4 separate regions of the Homo sapiens genome follow, and regions 1, 2 and 4 are each linked to region 3. Evidence: chromatin contacts called from ENCODE Hi-C or POLR2A ChIA-PET data. All regions are on one chromosome and are shown on one strand. Each heading gives the region's core, a stretch centred on a gene start or an enhancer-like site at or near the end of the contact. The rest is flanking DNA. Distances are from core to core; before and after follow the strand shown.

Region 1 (3,150 bases), core at 651-3,150, 630 kb before region 3:
CCACACCCGGCTAATTTTTGTATTTTTAGTAGAGAAGGGGTTTTACCATGTTGGTCAGGCTGGTCTCGAACTCCTGACCTCAGGTGATCCACCCACCTTGGCCTCCCAAAGTGCAGGGATTACAGGCAGGAGCTACAGCGCCTGGCCCGTAGGCTACTTTTTATCGAACTTTTAATCAAAGATTCACGTTACAACTCCTAGTTGGCTGAGGATTACTCTATCTGTTCTTTTCCAGGTCACTTCAGAAGTTTCTCCAAATGAATCAGAAAATACATAGTGTCTGTTTCTGAAATAAAAGTACATGGAAAGAGAGATTCTTCTCCTTGATGGAAAAGGACAAAATACTTTCTTAAGGTTCTCAATGACTCATTGTGATGGGAGGGGAAGAGGAGGCAAAGGAAAAAAGCCAATTTCAGTAAAAGATTTCAAGAAGTTGGTAAGAAAAATATAGGGTGGAAACTTTGTTTTCCTGCTACTAAAAAAAGATACTAGAACAGAACAAGGATCGCAGCAAGAAATATGAGTGAGGCCAGACCATCTGCCAAACCCTTCAAACTCATCCTTTCTACCTTCCCCATTAAATAGCATATTTAAAAATGAATCTTTGCTGACTCTGCCAAGAATCTTAAAACTGCCCAAGTTTCTTTACTAGAACTCACGGAAACCTGGTGAATACTAATATTACCTAAAAGCTCAGCAATATAGAGGAAATTCTCAGACTGGATGTAATGAATAAGAACGGCACTGTTGTTTCTTGCAGACTGTTTCTTGCCTGCGGTAAATCTTGCCACATACTCTAAATCCTTGGTAGGCCATGAACAGGGGAAAGACTATAAACAGAGTTGGAGATTACAGGCCTCAGGCATGCAACTCCTGTAGCTTTACCATTTCTCCTTAGGTTGGCTTCAGAGAGGACTCAATCCCCCAAGTGCAGAGATGAGGGTGTGTAGCACTAGAAGAGCTGATTTTGGGGTGGGAACTTAGACTTCTTGTCTTACCTGGCTCCCACTTTCTATCACCCGTTTTAAAGATGTTTGGTACCTTGAACATACATGGAACATACTGGTAGCTTTAACTGTGTGCCCTTATCTACCCTATCTATGTAGATGTGCCCTATCTATGTAAACTGTAACTTAGCTGAGAAAAAGTTTAACTCAAAGTTTTGGCAAGAAAGGGGACAGCCAGTCCATGGAAAATACAAAGAGCCACACTTAGGGAAAATAGCTTAGCAAATGGCTGCCTTTGGTGAAAATCTAGAGTCCACCTCTAGAAGGAAATTCAAAGTTCATACACTGACCCTCGCCCCTCGCGTCCCCCCTCCCCCTTACCTCAGATCACCACGGATAGTGAAGTAGGGTGGGGGAAGGGAGCAATGGCAAAGTGGACGCTCACGGCAGGGGACAGAGTAACCAAAAAGAGTAGTTTCTGGGGGAGAGAGAGAAGGCTGGTGCAGAGGTAAAAAGGAAAGACGGTGGGCGGATGGAGAGATGAGGGCAAGAGAGTGACAGCAGGGAGCGGGCAGAGCTGGAGAAGGAGAGTGGGCGAGAGCCAGAAAAGAGGAGGCTTAGGAGTAAAAGGGTAGAGGGCCAAGGGTAACAGCCCAGGGTTGGATCCGGGACCAGGGAGGTTATGAAGTGAGGGCTGGGCATGGGACAGGGCCGCACAGGTCGGGTAGGAGGTCTGGCCAAAAAGGGGTTGGGCCAAGAAGGTGGTCCCGCCCGAGGATGGCTCAGGGAGCGGACGGAAAGGATCCAATTCCTAGCTTCATGGTGCCTTGGCACCACCCTCACTCGCCTGCAGGATCCGGGCTCGCACTGCCGCCGCCGCCAATAGCGCCGCCATGGCTCTCGGCCGCCCTAGCTCCGCACCCCGCGCCTCTACTGCCCAGAAGCACTACAGCTGCCAGGCCTCGCCCTCCATCCTGCCAGGCTTCCTCATTGGTGGGGAGGACTATTTTCTCCAGCCAATCACTGGTCCGAACACCTGATTCCTCTCCTCACACCCCCGTCCTGGGGATAAGTGATTGGTTAGGAGCGAAAATGCTCTCGCCCTCTGCCACCTCAGCCAATGACGTAGGCGGAGGTAGAGAAGACGCCCCTGACTTGGACACTCCCTACCGAGCACACGGGGAAGACGCCCCCCTAACCTGGAACTCCGATTGGCCAAGGGCGGAACCGAGGCCCCACCCCCCCACTGAAAAAAGTAAATAAGACCCTTCAAGAATTTTGCAGTCGCTCCACCTCAACATCCGCGTAAGGGGCGTGGCTATACTTAGGGGCGGGGCTAGGCAAAGATTGCCCTATGAGGCGAGGGAATGAGACTGGGCTGCGAGTTGGGGATAGGGTTTCTCTTTGGGGGCGTGGCTTATGGAACCTCGTTTTCCCGCCGACGGTTGGCCACGTCACGTGACATGGGTTGGAAGATGGCGTCTCCCACAGACGGTAAGAGCCGGCTTAGAGATCTTTGCCTGCAGCCTCCTTCTTTGCTCTACTGGGAACATCCACTCTGTCTCTGCCCCTCGAACATACATTTCTTTCTTGGGCTCTTCTCCTTTCCCTTTTATTTTTTTTCTTGAGATCCATCGCCGTCTTCAGCTCACCGGTTCTTCACAGCAGCTCCGGAGGTGCCCAGTTTCCCCGCTCTGTACCAGGCGTGTGGAGGAGGGCACTAGGGAGGGACTCATTCTGGGTAAAAGGACAGGGGGGTCGCCCTGTGCCTTCCTTATCTCTATTTGGGCGAGGCTGAGGGTCGAGGAGGAGATGTTTCTGGAGGACGTGGCTTACTGTAGTTTTTTCCTTGGGGTACCCATTGAAAGGATCAGTTCTCTTCTGATTGAGCGCACGGATGGAATGATTCTCACAAACCCTCGCAGGGCTGCTGGCTGACCTCATCTCGATACTGAACCGCAAGAGAAACATGATCTCTCTCCTGTCTCCTCAGTTTGGGACCATTGCCGTGGCAGCAAGAGAAGCGGGGGACGTTCTCGGCCCCTCGCCCTGAGAGTCGCGAGGAGAATCAGTATTGAGCTTTTAAGTGTCGTCTTGCACAGGTCGCAACCTGTCTTCCATCTGCTTTACGTGTTGTTTCTTAAGGCTGAGTGAATTAACGATTTCTGTTTATATATTGTGTAAAATGCAAGTCATTTCAAGT
Region 2 (3,518 bases), core at 710-3,209, 690 kb before region 3:
ACCAACATGGAGAAACCCTGTCTCTACTAAAAATACAAAATTAGCCAGGGATGGTGGTGTGTGCCTGTAATCCCAGCTACTCGGGAGGCTGAGGCAGGAGAATCGCTTGAACTGGGAGGTGGAGGTTGCGGTGAGCCGAGATCGTGCCATTGCACTCCAGCCTGGGCAACAAGAGCAAAACTCTGTCTCAAAAAAAAAAAAAAAAAATTTTACAGCCGGGGGCGGTGGCTCATGCCTGTAAATCTCAACACTTTGGGAGACCAAGGCGGGTGGATCACCTGAGGCCAGGAGTTCAAGACCAGCCTGGCTAGCATGGTGAAACTCTGTCTCTACCAAAAATACAAAAATTAGCCTGGCATGGTGGCACGCACCTATAGTCTGTTACTGGGGAGGCTGAGGCAGGAGAATTGCTTGAACCCGGGAGGCAGAGGTTGTGGTGAGCCGAGATTGCGCCATTGCACTCCAGCCTAGGCAACAAGAGCAAAACTCTTGTCTCAAAAAAAAGGTTTACAGCCGGGGCGGTGGCCCACGCCTGTAATCTCAACACTTTGGGAGGCCGAGGCAGGTGGATCACCTGAGGCCAGGAGTTCGAGACCAGCCTGGCCAGCATGGTGAAACTCCATCTCTACCAAAAATACAAAAATTAGCCGGGTGTGGTGGCATGCACCTGTAGTCCCACTTACTGGGGAGGCTGAGGCAGGAGAATCGCTTGAACCAAGGAGGTGGAGGTTGCAGGGAGCCGAGATGCCCCACTGCACTCCAGCCTGGGTGACAGAAGACTCTCTCTCAGAAAAAAAAAAAAAAAAGTTTACAAGGCTTATCATTACCAAATCGGCATGTTCCCTCAGAAGAAACAGAAATTCAGAAACAGAAACTATGCAAGTGGGAAACAAGGCGGAGGGGAGTAATTAGAGGTCAAAGACATCGGGAAGGAGTGTACGGATTAAGTCCTCCCTAGAGAAATGGTGACGAAGGATCTACAACCACATTTAAAATAAACTTTTTAATTTGAAATGGAGTATAACAGAGCAGAGCTTCAACCACAAGTCTCCTAACTATTGGCTTGGCACTCAGAATACCGTACCTTCCTTAATGACTCACTGACTGACTCTCATTGAAAAATGAGAATACTTGTGAGTACACTCCTTTTCAGAGGTGTATTCGGGATTTCAGGAGTCGGGGAGGCAAGTTGAAGAGCTTCCAACTTTATGCAACTTTCAGGAAAGAAGGCTGCGGACCGGTATTAGCAAATGGAAATCCGGGGGGCGGTCGTGGGCAGGAAGTATCGGCCACACAGGACCTAGTGAGGCCGAGGACCCTGCTCCCGACCTCGGTGGCAGCACTCCCCTCCCCGCCCGGCTCCCTGGCGTGCCGCTGCTCTTCGGAGGCTGGCAGCCTCGCCCTCAACCACCGCCCTCGGGAAAGTCCTCGACTGCCTATCAAAAAACATTTGGCCTGGGACGTCCGCTGGCTGCACTATCCCTTACAGAATCAGCAAGGGTGAAAAGCCAGGAAAGAGATGCAACCCAAAGGAGTAAGGCAGTGCCGGGAGCGGCAGAAGCGGAGCGGGGGCGAGGGCAAGGTAGCCGCGGCCACGCTGGCTGCGGCATGGAGACACGGGAGGAACGGGACCCGCGGGCGGCACGGGAAAGGGCTGCGGCTCAGACCACTGCGGCGGGACGGGCGGATCAGCGGGGATCTAAGTCTCCTGAGGCAAGGGCGCCCCGACCGCAGCGACTCCTGACACACCCAGGCCGCAGGACGAAGCGCTACCGCCTGGGGCTGCCAGCTCCCGCCTCCCGCCCGCAGAGCCCGGGCCCCACGTAGAGGATCCGGCGCCGCCGACACTCGCACACTCACCGCGCGCGCGCCACCCTTGCGCGGCAGCCCGCCGCCCTCGGCGCGACCTCCGCCCCACCCCGCGCGCCGCGGCGCCTGGGCTACGTCACGGGCGCGTGCGCTCTCCGCGCGCCGTCAGCGGCGCGGGTGGGGCATTGCCAGCTCGGCGTCCCGGTTCCCTTGGAGACAGAGCTGGCCAGGGCGGCCGCGGCTGGGCAACTACGACAGCGGAGCCCCTGGGGAAGCCAAGATGCCGTCGAAGGGAAAGGACAAAAAGAAAGGCAAGAGCAAAGGCAAAGACACGAAGTAAGGAGAAGCCACCCGAGAGTCCCCTCTCCCTGGGCCTGCCTGGGATTTCGGGTCTGGGGCTGGCAACCTGGCGCCCCCCGCGCCGGCCCACTCGGACCCTCTCCCCGGCTCTCCCGGCTTGTGAGGATTACAGCTCCCATGTCCATAGTCTGGCAGATCTCTACTATGTGTTCAGATTATCTTAAACGTGTAGAGGATGTATAAAGTAGTTCCTTGGGCCTTTTCAGAGATCTCTTTTGGTTCAAAGGGGACACCTAAAGTATTTTACCAAGTTGGATAATTATTGAGGTTTTCCCAAACTGATCAGAGCCACTGAGGTGGGTAATGTTCTAGCACTAACCCCTTACAGGCCTGGAGTTGCTGCTAGATTGCTACTAGCCCTATTGGGGGACCCCGGTGGTTTCTGGACACGTTGGAGTCATACGTGGTGTCCAGCAACAACACCATATATGGGAACACAGAGTTGGCACCAAACTTGAGATGTTTGTAAAGTAACTTAAGAGAGTAATTCATGCTCAATACAGAAAGTTTGGGAAACATGGGAAGTACCAAAAGAAAAAACAAAAATCACCTGTAGTCTCATTATCCAAAAATAAACACTACTATATTTTGGAGTATTCTTTTTTAATAAAACGATAGCCCAATGTACATACTTATATGTGGCTTTTTTCTTCCCATTTGTTAATGTAAGTATTCTTTTATGGTATTTTTTTTTTGTTTTTACATAACTGCACAGTTAGTCTAGCCCTTAAAGTGCCAAGGGCTTATCACATTCCTAGAACTCACTAACATATGTTTTCAGATTTTGACCATGCTTCTACAGTACACATTTGAACAATGAGGAACACTAAGGGTAAGAGACCTTATTCCTTGGATTTTCCATGACCCATTGTTTGAGAAACCTGGCTTTGTTTCTACAGTGAGTATCAGTGGTCCTATTAGAGTGTCTAATTTCTTGCATCAAGTACTTTTTTTTTTTTCTTGACACCAAGTTTTGCTCTTGTTGCCCAAGCCGGAGTGCAATGGCACGATCTCAGCTCACTGCAACCTCTGCCTTCTGGGTTCAACCAATTCTCCTGCCTCAGCCTCCCGAGTAGCTGTGATTACAGGCACCCGTCACCACGCCCAGCTAATTTTTTTATTTTTAGTGGAGACAGGGTTTCACCATGTTGGCCAGGCTGGTCTCGAACTCCTGACTTCAGGTGATCCACCCGCCTCGGCCTCCCAAAGTGCTGGGATGACAGCCGTGAGCCACCATGCCCTGTCGCATCAAGTACTTCGAGCCACTCAGACCTGATACCTGGATGGTCGTAGTGAGACAGTGTATCACTAGTGCCTAAATCATGCCAGAAAGGGACATCAACAGCTAT
Region 3 (3,503 bases), core at 411-2,910:
TGTGAGCCGAGATTGCGCCACTGCACTCCAACCTGGGCAGCAGAGGGAGGCTCTGTCTCAAAAATAAAATAAAATAAAATAAAATAAAATTGGCATAAAATTCCAACCCTGCCACACATCCTCAAGTTGGAAGACACACAATGGTAACAACAGAAAACACTCTGAGTAGTCTGGTTTACACTCTTCTAGGGACCTCGCATGTTAACTATGAATAAACATAAGTCCTGATAACATCCCAATAAAAGAGTGCTACTATGATTATCTCCATTTTACAGATAAAGAAACTGAGATGCAGATAGATTAACTCACCCAATGTCATGGCGAGTTATAAGGCAGAGCAAGGATTTTAACCCCATCAGTCAGACTCCAAAGTTCGTGTTAAACAATAAACGTGTTTTCATCATAAGGGTTATACAATGGTCACCTTCTTTTTTAAACCTGATAACATATTTTACTTCCAACTCTAGGATAGCATCATGCAATAAGAAAAGTATGACAGAGGTACCCATTCCGTTCCCAGCTTGATCAGTAGCTGGAGAATGGAAGACAAAGTGCAAAAAAAAAAAAAAAAAAAAAAAAAAAAAGAAAAAAAAAGAAAGAAAGAAAGAAAGAAAAAGAAAAAAAGAAATACAAGTACAGACTTTGGAATCACGAGACTCAAACAGACCCCTGAACAAAGTCTGGGGCTCAATTTCCCCATATGTAAAATAAAAGAATTTATGTTATTGAGAAGGTCAAAGAAGGTAATATGAATAAAGTGACAAGTACAGTATACAGGATGGGGGTTTTCATTTAAAGTTTACAGACACCCAGAGGGTCCACGGATGGGCTTCAGAGTCCACCAATCTCATTAAGTGTATTACAAACTGTATGTGTGCCCATTTTTTAAAGAATTGTTCCTGGCTTTCCACAAACTTTCAAGAAATAAGTTATCTCCAAAAAGTTAAGAACCACTGGAATACATAGCAGGTACTCAAAGAAAAAAGCTACCTTTCGCTCCTTGTTCTCACAAATTCTCCCTTTTTACTTAAAGATGACACACCAAGGCTTCACAATAAATGTGCATTGTATCTCACCATTTTCTTGGCTTGGGTAAGTAGTAACATATGCAAGCTTATGCCCCAATTCTCTAGCGATAGTCTAGGCCCTCAAACACTGCTTCATTTCTCTCTTCACCGAGAGGAGTACACGGTATATACTCGAGAACAATCATCCACCTAGCTGCACAAAGCACCATATCGGCTAGGAAAACCAAATAGGAACCACAGCCTCAGGGCTGGACCATAGACACCGGATACCCCAACGCTACAGGGTGAGGAGAATGTGTTCCCCCAAACTACTGGGCAAACCAGGAGTCTGAACCCCCCTACCCTTTTCCTCCCTCTCTCTCTGGAACTCTGGTAAAGGCAGGTCTTCTGGGCTCTGCCTAAGGCTGGAGAGAAACGTTACCCGAGCCGGGGGTTGCAGCGCGACGAAGTTCCACCTCCGCTGTCCTGGGAAGGGGCGGCAGCACTCAGCAGAAGACGGGCTCCCCACTCTCCCACCAACAGACCCCAGAGTTGGTCTCCACCCGGCCTGGGAACCGGCTCGGGGGATTGCCCTTTCCCCAAGGAGTTTCCGCTTCCGGGCTATCCTTTGCCGGAAGCAGTATGTGAATGACGTAGAAGTATTGCGCCGTTGGTGATTACGGAAGAACCAGGAGTTTGGCGTGACCATGGTGAGAGAAGACGGTCCAAGAAGGGACGTTATCAGGCCACTTTTTGGGTGGAGAAGGAGGTAGTCAGACCGTGGCCAAATTTCCTTCACATTATCCTAGCATATTTTCATTCTGGTCTTAGCTCTTAAACTTCTCCAAGCGGTGACTGTTATGCTTTACAGAGTGGGGAAGAGGGTCTGGGTTATTTGAGGCAAGAAGGGAAGGCAATAGACAAGAGAAAAGAAGAGACTTTAAAAGATGCCGTGTGTTTCCAACTTTTTTAATTCTAAAATTTCTGTTTCAAGGGGAAGCAAAAGAAAACAAGGAAGTATGCGACCATGAAGCGAATGCTTAGTCTCAGAGATCAGAGGCTGTGAGTGTCTGGAATCAACTGCCCAGGGATATTCTAATAAGAGTCTAGAGAGGATAAGTAGTAAAAATGTTTGTTGTTATTATTTTGTTTTTTGCTTATTATCGTGTCTTAGATTTATATAGCATGAGATAGCCAGTGTTTAACAGTAATTTAGCTGCTGAGCGATCACACTGGGAAAGGCGATGGGAATTAAACATTTCTTAAGTGTTCACTTTTTCTACCGTTATATGCTTTGTCTGCCATATCGCATTTAAACCTCATGTCAGTTCGGTGAAGTCCGTATAGTTCTCTTTATGTTTTTACCATTACACTACTACATTCCCCTGGGGTGGGGCGAGGGGAGTGTTTCTTGTTGAAAGATGGCAAGGTTAGAGACCTTGTTTGTCTGGCGTTTCCAGTGCCTGGTACTCAAATATTTTTGTCAGAGAAAATGGGAAAACTCCAAGATATCTCCATTTTATAAGTCTTACTAATATAAGAATCCAAATCACTGTGGAAGAAGAAAGTGAAGTGAAATTCCCTAGTATGAAGAGGATCAAAGCGGTGTCCCTGCTTAAGTGTAGAATAAGCATAGCTATTAAATAAAGACTGATCTTCACTGAGTTTAAGAGTCTCAGAAAGCCGGGCGCAGTGGCTCACGCCTGTAATCCCAGCACTTTGGGAGGCTGAGGCGGGTGGATCACCTGAGGTGAGGAGTTCAAAACCAGCCTGGCCAACACGGTGAAACCCTGTCTCCACTAAAAATACAAAAAAGAGTCTCAGAATAAGAGAATAGTCGTTAAAACCTTCAGAATTATTATTCTCAGCCTTTAGTGTGGATGTATTGTGTAATTTTTAGGAATGACACTCCATTAATAATAATTTCTTTCTAGTTAAGGGTTAAGTTCTGTATATGCGTTTTTACATTTTAGCCCTTTATAAGAAGCATATGGGGTAATACTTTTCCCCCAAAAGTTAAAGCATCTGAATCTTCAGAAGATAACTGTCACCCTTTTACCCATTGCTTGGAAGTGGATTGTGATCCTTGATGTGAGAGATTCTGACTAAAAAATAAATATAGTATAATCAGCTTTTATTTACTCATTAACAATTCTTATGCATTATTGGCATTACTGGTTAATTCTGATACTTCCAGGTACTGTGCTTTGCACTAGAGTTATTTGCTCAGAAAGAGTATGCTGATATTAACATGAGGATATCACAAAGTAGGATTTCTTCAGTAGACCAAAAAAAAAAAAAAATGGAACTTTAGATTTTTGAGATTTTAATTGCTGTGGTTTTTCTTCTCCCTTGGATTTAATTTACCTTTTTCTTCCTAGTAAAGAAAAGGATAGATTAAAACCTAAAAAGAAAGAAAAGAAGGATCCCAGCGCATTAAAGGAAAGAGAAGTGTGAGTAATCAAACGTTTGAAGTTTTCCTTTAAAACCATAGAC
Region 4 (3,413 bases), core at 477-2,976, 830 kb before region 3:
ACAAAAATTAGCTGGGCGTGGTGGCACACGCCTGTAATCCCAGCTACTCAGGAGGCTGAGGCTGGAGAATCATTTGAACCTGGGAGGGGGAGGTTGCCGTGAGCTGAGCTTGCACCATTGCACTCCAGCCTGGGCGACAAGAGTGAAATTCCATCTCAAAAAACAAAAACAGATTGACAACAAAGACAGTTTCAGAAAATGACAGGACTGGGCAAATTAACAAATGTTTGTAAACATGAATGTTCAGGAACTACTGATGTACCTCAAAAGTTTGTTTTATTAATTGTACTCAACCCTCGCAGAACAGTAAAACTGAAGATTATTGTTTCTGAATGTTTTGGCTTATGATTGTCTACACACTGCCAATATACTTTTGTATGCAACATTTGTAATAAGTAGATTCAAACTGTGTTGGTAATCAGCCTCCCCAGTTTTCGTGAGTGGCCCTTTTTTGTTACTTTTCCTGGACCATTTCATCGCCTGAGGGGGTTTCACTTTTCTCTGTATGTTGCTAACTCCCAAATCTCCATCTGTATTTCTGACCTCTTTCTTGAGCACTGGACCTTTACCTCCAAGTAAATATCCTCAACTCTGGATTGCATCTTATACTCTGCTTTTTTCTTTTCTTTTCTTTTTTGAGATGGAGTCTTGCTCAGTCGCCCGGCGTGCAGCGGCACGATCTCGGCTCACTGCAACCTCCGCCTCCCGGGTTCAAGCGATTCTCCTGCCTCAGCCTCCCGAGTAGCTAGGATTACAGGCGCGTGCCACCACGCCCGGCTAATTTTTGTGTTTTTAGTAGAGACGGGTTTTCACGGCGTTACCCAGGATGGTCTCGATCTCCTGACCTCGTGATCCGCCCACCTTAGCCTCCCAAAGTGCTGGGATTAAAGGCGTGAGCCACGGAGTCCGGCCTACTCTGCTTTTCTAAAGTGGAATTATCTTCCTCTGAAATGTTTCTCCTTTATTTTAAATCACCATTAGTAATTTGTGTACCCAAACCTGTCATCAAGGCTTATCTTTAACCTTGAAAATGCCTTTTTAAAGAGAACTCCTTTAATTCCCACGGTTGAGTCTCTCATTCTTCCGCACGCAAATATTTTAAAATAAGTAATTTCAAGAAGTCAGTCAAACTCACAAAGCTTTAACAAGGTGGCATCCAGCTTGGAAGTCAAGTGTTCAAGCCCGCAGTCGGGACATCCAAGAGCTCTTTACATCCTAATTACAACACGGAACCCAGACTCACTGCATACCCCGTCCCGTATATAATGCAAAACTTGATTCTGCAAGTTCCTTTCTCGGGCGGTGAAACTTCGAAGGTCCTCTCCATGGAGACCTTTGATAAATGTTTAAGCAGTGATCTTTTCTTTCGCGTTTGCCTCCATTGCAACGCCTCCGCTGATGGGAAAAACTACTCCCTCCGCTACTGCGGGGTGGCAGTGACGTCAACGAATTAGCTGACCTGTTTTTTCGGGCTTCGCGGACATAGGAGTCCCGAAGGCCGAGAGTGAGTGAGTGAGTGGGAGCGGGGCGGCTGCGGCTCCTCCTGTCCGGGGCGGAGCCCTGCGTCGCGGGCCTGGGGAGGCCCCGCCAGCACCCTTGACGTCTGGGTCCCGAGCAGTGCGGCAGCCACACGACACTGAGGCGAGCGAGTGGGTGTGTGCGTGGGGGGTCAGCCAAACTTCCTGTCCCGCGCTCGAGCTGCTTCCGGCGGGAGCCGGAAGACGCTGTGTGTGGACGGAATTCGGGACCGACTGACGGCCGGCCGGCTTCCCGGAACTGGAAGGTGAGCTCCGAGGTGGGCCTGGCCACCCCTCCTCGGTTAGGTAGTACCCGAGAGGGCGGGGGCCAGTACCGGCTACTTGGGGCCTGGGGCCGAGTTCGCCCCGAGAGAGGAAACCGCCCTCCTTGGGCATCCCTCCTGGATCTGGCGGGCCCGGGAGCGGCCAGTCTGAAGCCCTGCGGCTTTGGCCCTTCCCCTCGCGGGTTTTTAGGGGCGATGTTCTTGCTCCTTTGCTTGGTTTTGGGGGTAGGGATATAGGAACAGACTGTCCTGAGAAAGCCAGAGTCAGCGAGTCCCCGGGGCGGGGGCTCTTGGACTGCACCCGCAGCCGGGGCCTGCCTACGGACCTTGGGGCCTTATTTCTGAGGCCTTTGTGGTGTGGGGTAGAGGATGCCAGGAGGCCTTGCCCTGAATGTTTCAGTCCAGAGCTACCCTCTCCTTTCATACCACTTACTTTCTGGGTTTGGAAAAGGGACAGCTGCCTACTCGGCTGGGCTGGGTCGCCCGTTTCTCCTTTGCCTGTCAGTTCGGGGGGCAGGAGTGTGTGGATTGTTTACGGCCTTCATACATTTCGTGTCGAATTTATTTTCTGAAGTTTCTCAAGATAATCCAATTTATTAAAGTTTATCCCACTTGATCATGAGGCTCAGAAATGCATTTAGGCACCATTTGGAAGTTAAATATTATTAACTTGGGACTTAAGAATTAGTACTTAGGTTGGAACGAAGGTCAACGCAGCATATTTGCAATAAATAAAAAACATTTGGAAATAAAGTCGGGCATTTTGTTAGGGAGTGAGAAATTGCACTTGGTTTTTTCTTAGTGTGGTGCAGAGTAAAAGACAACTAAAGTAGCAGTCAGAAGTTTTAAGTTCTAGTTTTTTACGTTTTGCATCTAAGTAGATGTCTAATTTTTGGCAAGTTGCTGAATCTCTAGCTCTGGGGAGTTTTTCTGTAAACGAAGGGGTTTACCTTTAGGGCTATGACAATTTTTCCGAGGCACTGAACTTTGAGTAGAAGTGACATAAGCATTTCTTTGTTTTGGAAAGATAACTTGAATGGCTGCATAAAGGATGTATTGGAAAGAGGAATTTTAAACGCGGGGTGACCAGTTAGAGGCCTGTTTTAATAGTATAGTAGAAAGTTACTGAGAGACCTAAACAGGGCATTACAGTAGGGAACAGAGAACATTCTGGGAACAGAGAATCACGGGAATTATTTAAAAATGGAGAATGAGAGAGATTTAAAGACCTAGAATTTGCAGCTGAGTGGGAGGAAGATTGGGCGATCATTGAAATAGGTAATACAAGAAGAACAGGTTTGGTAAGGAAGATAATAATCTGGATTTTGGACATTGTTAGGTTTGAGATGCTGTTGGATATACATGTGGAGATACCTAGCAAGCAGTTAGAAATGAAGGTTTGGAGTTCAGAAGAGATGACTAGAGAAAAATGTAGGTATCATTTGTAGTGTCATTCATTCATTATACAAATATTTAGTACCTACCAGTTGCTTACTGGGAAGCTTGTATGGAAGCCCTTTAAGCTCATAGTAAACACATTAGAAGTGGGAAGTGACCGTTAATGGGCACAGGGTTTCCTTGTGAGGTGATGAAATATTGTAAAATTGATCGT

The links. Hi-C counts contacts between places; a loop is a spot of excess contacts on that map. ChIA-PET counts read pairs that join two places held with the same protein, here RNA polymerase II (POLR2A). Pooled maps may share reads with other maps.
Region 1: a loop to region 3 is called in a pooled map, with 21 times the contacts of the local background. The contact joins the promoter of ALDH6A1 here to the promoter of FCF1 in region 3. A Hi-C loop is called at or near these places in 2 of 37 single-sample maps with no recorded cell type and 10 of 50 pooled maps.
Region 2: a loop to region 3 is called in a map of B cell, with 24 times the contacts of the local background. The contact joins the promoter of BBOF1 here to the promoter of FCF1 in region 3. A Hi-C loop is called at or near these places in 2 of 168 maps with a recorded cell type or tissue (B cell and CD8-positive, alpha-beta T cell), 1 of 37 single-sample maps with no recorded cell type and 8 of 50 pooled maps.
Region 4: a loop to region 3 is called in a pooled map, with 7 times the contacts of the local background. The contact joins the promoter of ZNF410 here to the promoter of FCF1 in region 3. A Hi-C loop is called at or near these places in 1 of 168 maps with a recorded cell type or tissue (CD8-positive, alpha-beta T cell) and 6 of 50 pooled maps. POLR2A ChIA-PET finds 5 or more read pairs at or near these places in 1 of 52 experiments (activated T-cell).

The regions. Positions count from the first base shown.
Region 1 is chr14:74,082,553-74,085,702 of GRCh38, forward strand. ALDH6A1 (aldehyde dehydrogenase 6 family member A1) reads right to left here and starts at 1,901. Exons shown (of 12, transcript NM_005589.4): 1 at 1,795-1,901. The coding sequence starts at 1,842. It overlaps LIN52 (lin-52 DREAM MuvB core complex component), which reads left to right and starts at 2,404. Exons shown (of 6, transcript NM_001024674.3): 1 at 2,404-2,441. The coding sequence starts at 2,423. It also overlaps a transcript of BBOF1 not described here. RefSeq lists an enhancer at 2,313-2,492.
Region 2 is chr14:74,017,390-74,020,907 of GRCh38, forward strand. It overlaps BBOF1 (basal body orientation factor 1), which reads left to right and starts at 1,960. Exons shown (of 12, transcript NM_025057.3): 1 at 1,960-2,145. The coding sequence starts at 2,090. ENTPD5 (ectonucleoside triphosphate diphosphohydrolase 5 (inactive)) reads right to left here and starts at 1,899. Exons shown (of 16, transcript NM_001249.5): 1 at 1,861-1,899. RefSeq lists silencers at 1,257-1,551, 1,467-1,536, 1,577-1,716, 1,727-1,796, 1,827-2,076.
Region 3 is chr14:74,711,484-74,714,986 of GRCh38, forward strand. It overlaps FCF1 (FCF1 rRNA-processing protein), which reads left to right and starts at 1,661. Exons shown (of 8, transcript NM_015962.5): 1 at 1,661-1,717; 2 at 2,002-2,069; 3 at 3,389-3,460. The coding sequence starts at 1,715. It overlaps AREL1 (apoptosis resistant E3 ubiquitin protein ligase 1), which reads right to left and starts at 1,597. Exons shown (of 20, transcript NM_001039479.2): 1 at 1,450-1,597. RefSeq lists an enhancer at 1,495-1,774.
Region 4 is chr14:73,885,133-73,888,545 of GRCh38, forward strand. It overlaps ZNF410 (zinc finger protein 410), which reads left to right and starts at 1,727. Exons shown (of 12, transcript NM_021188.3): 1 at 1,727-1,783. PTGR2 (prostaglandin reductase 2) reads left to right here. Exons shown (of 10, transcript NM_001146154.2): 10 at 1-594. RefSeq lists enhancers at 1-85, 1,717-1,786 and a silencer at 1,387-1,666.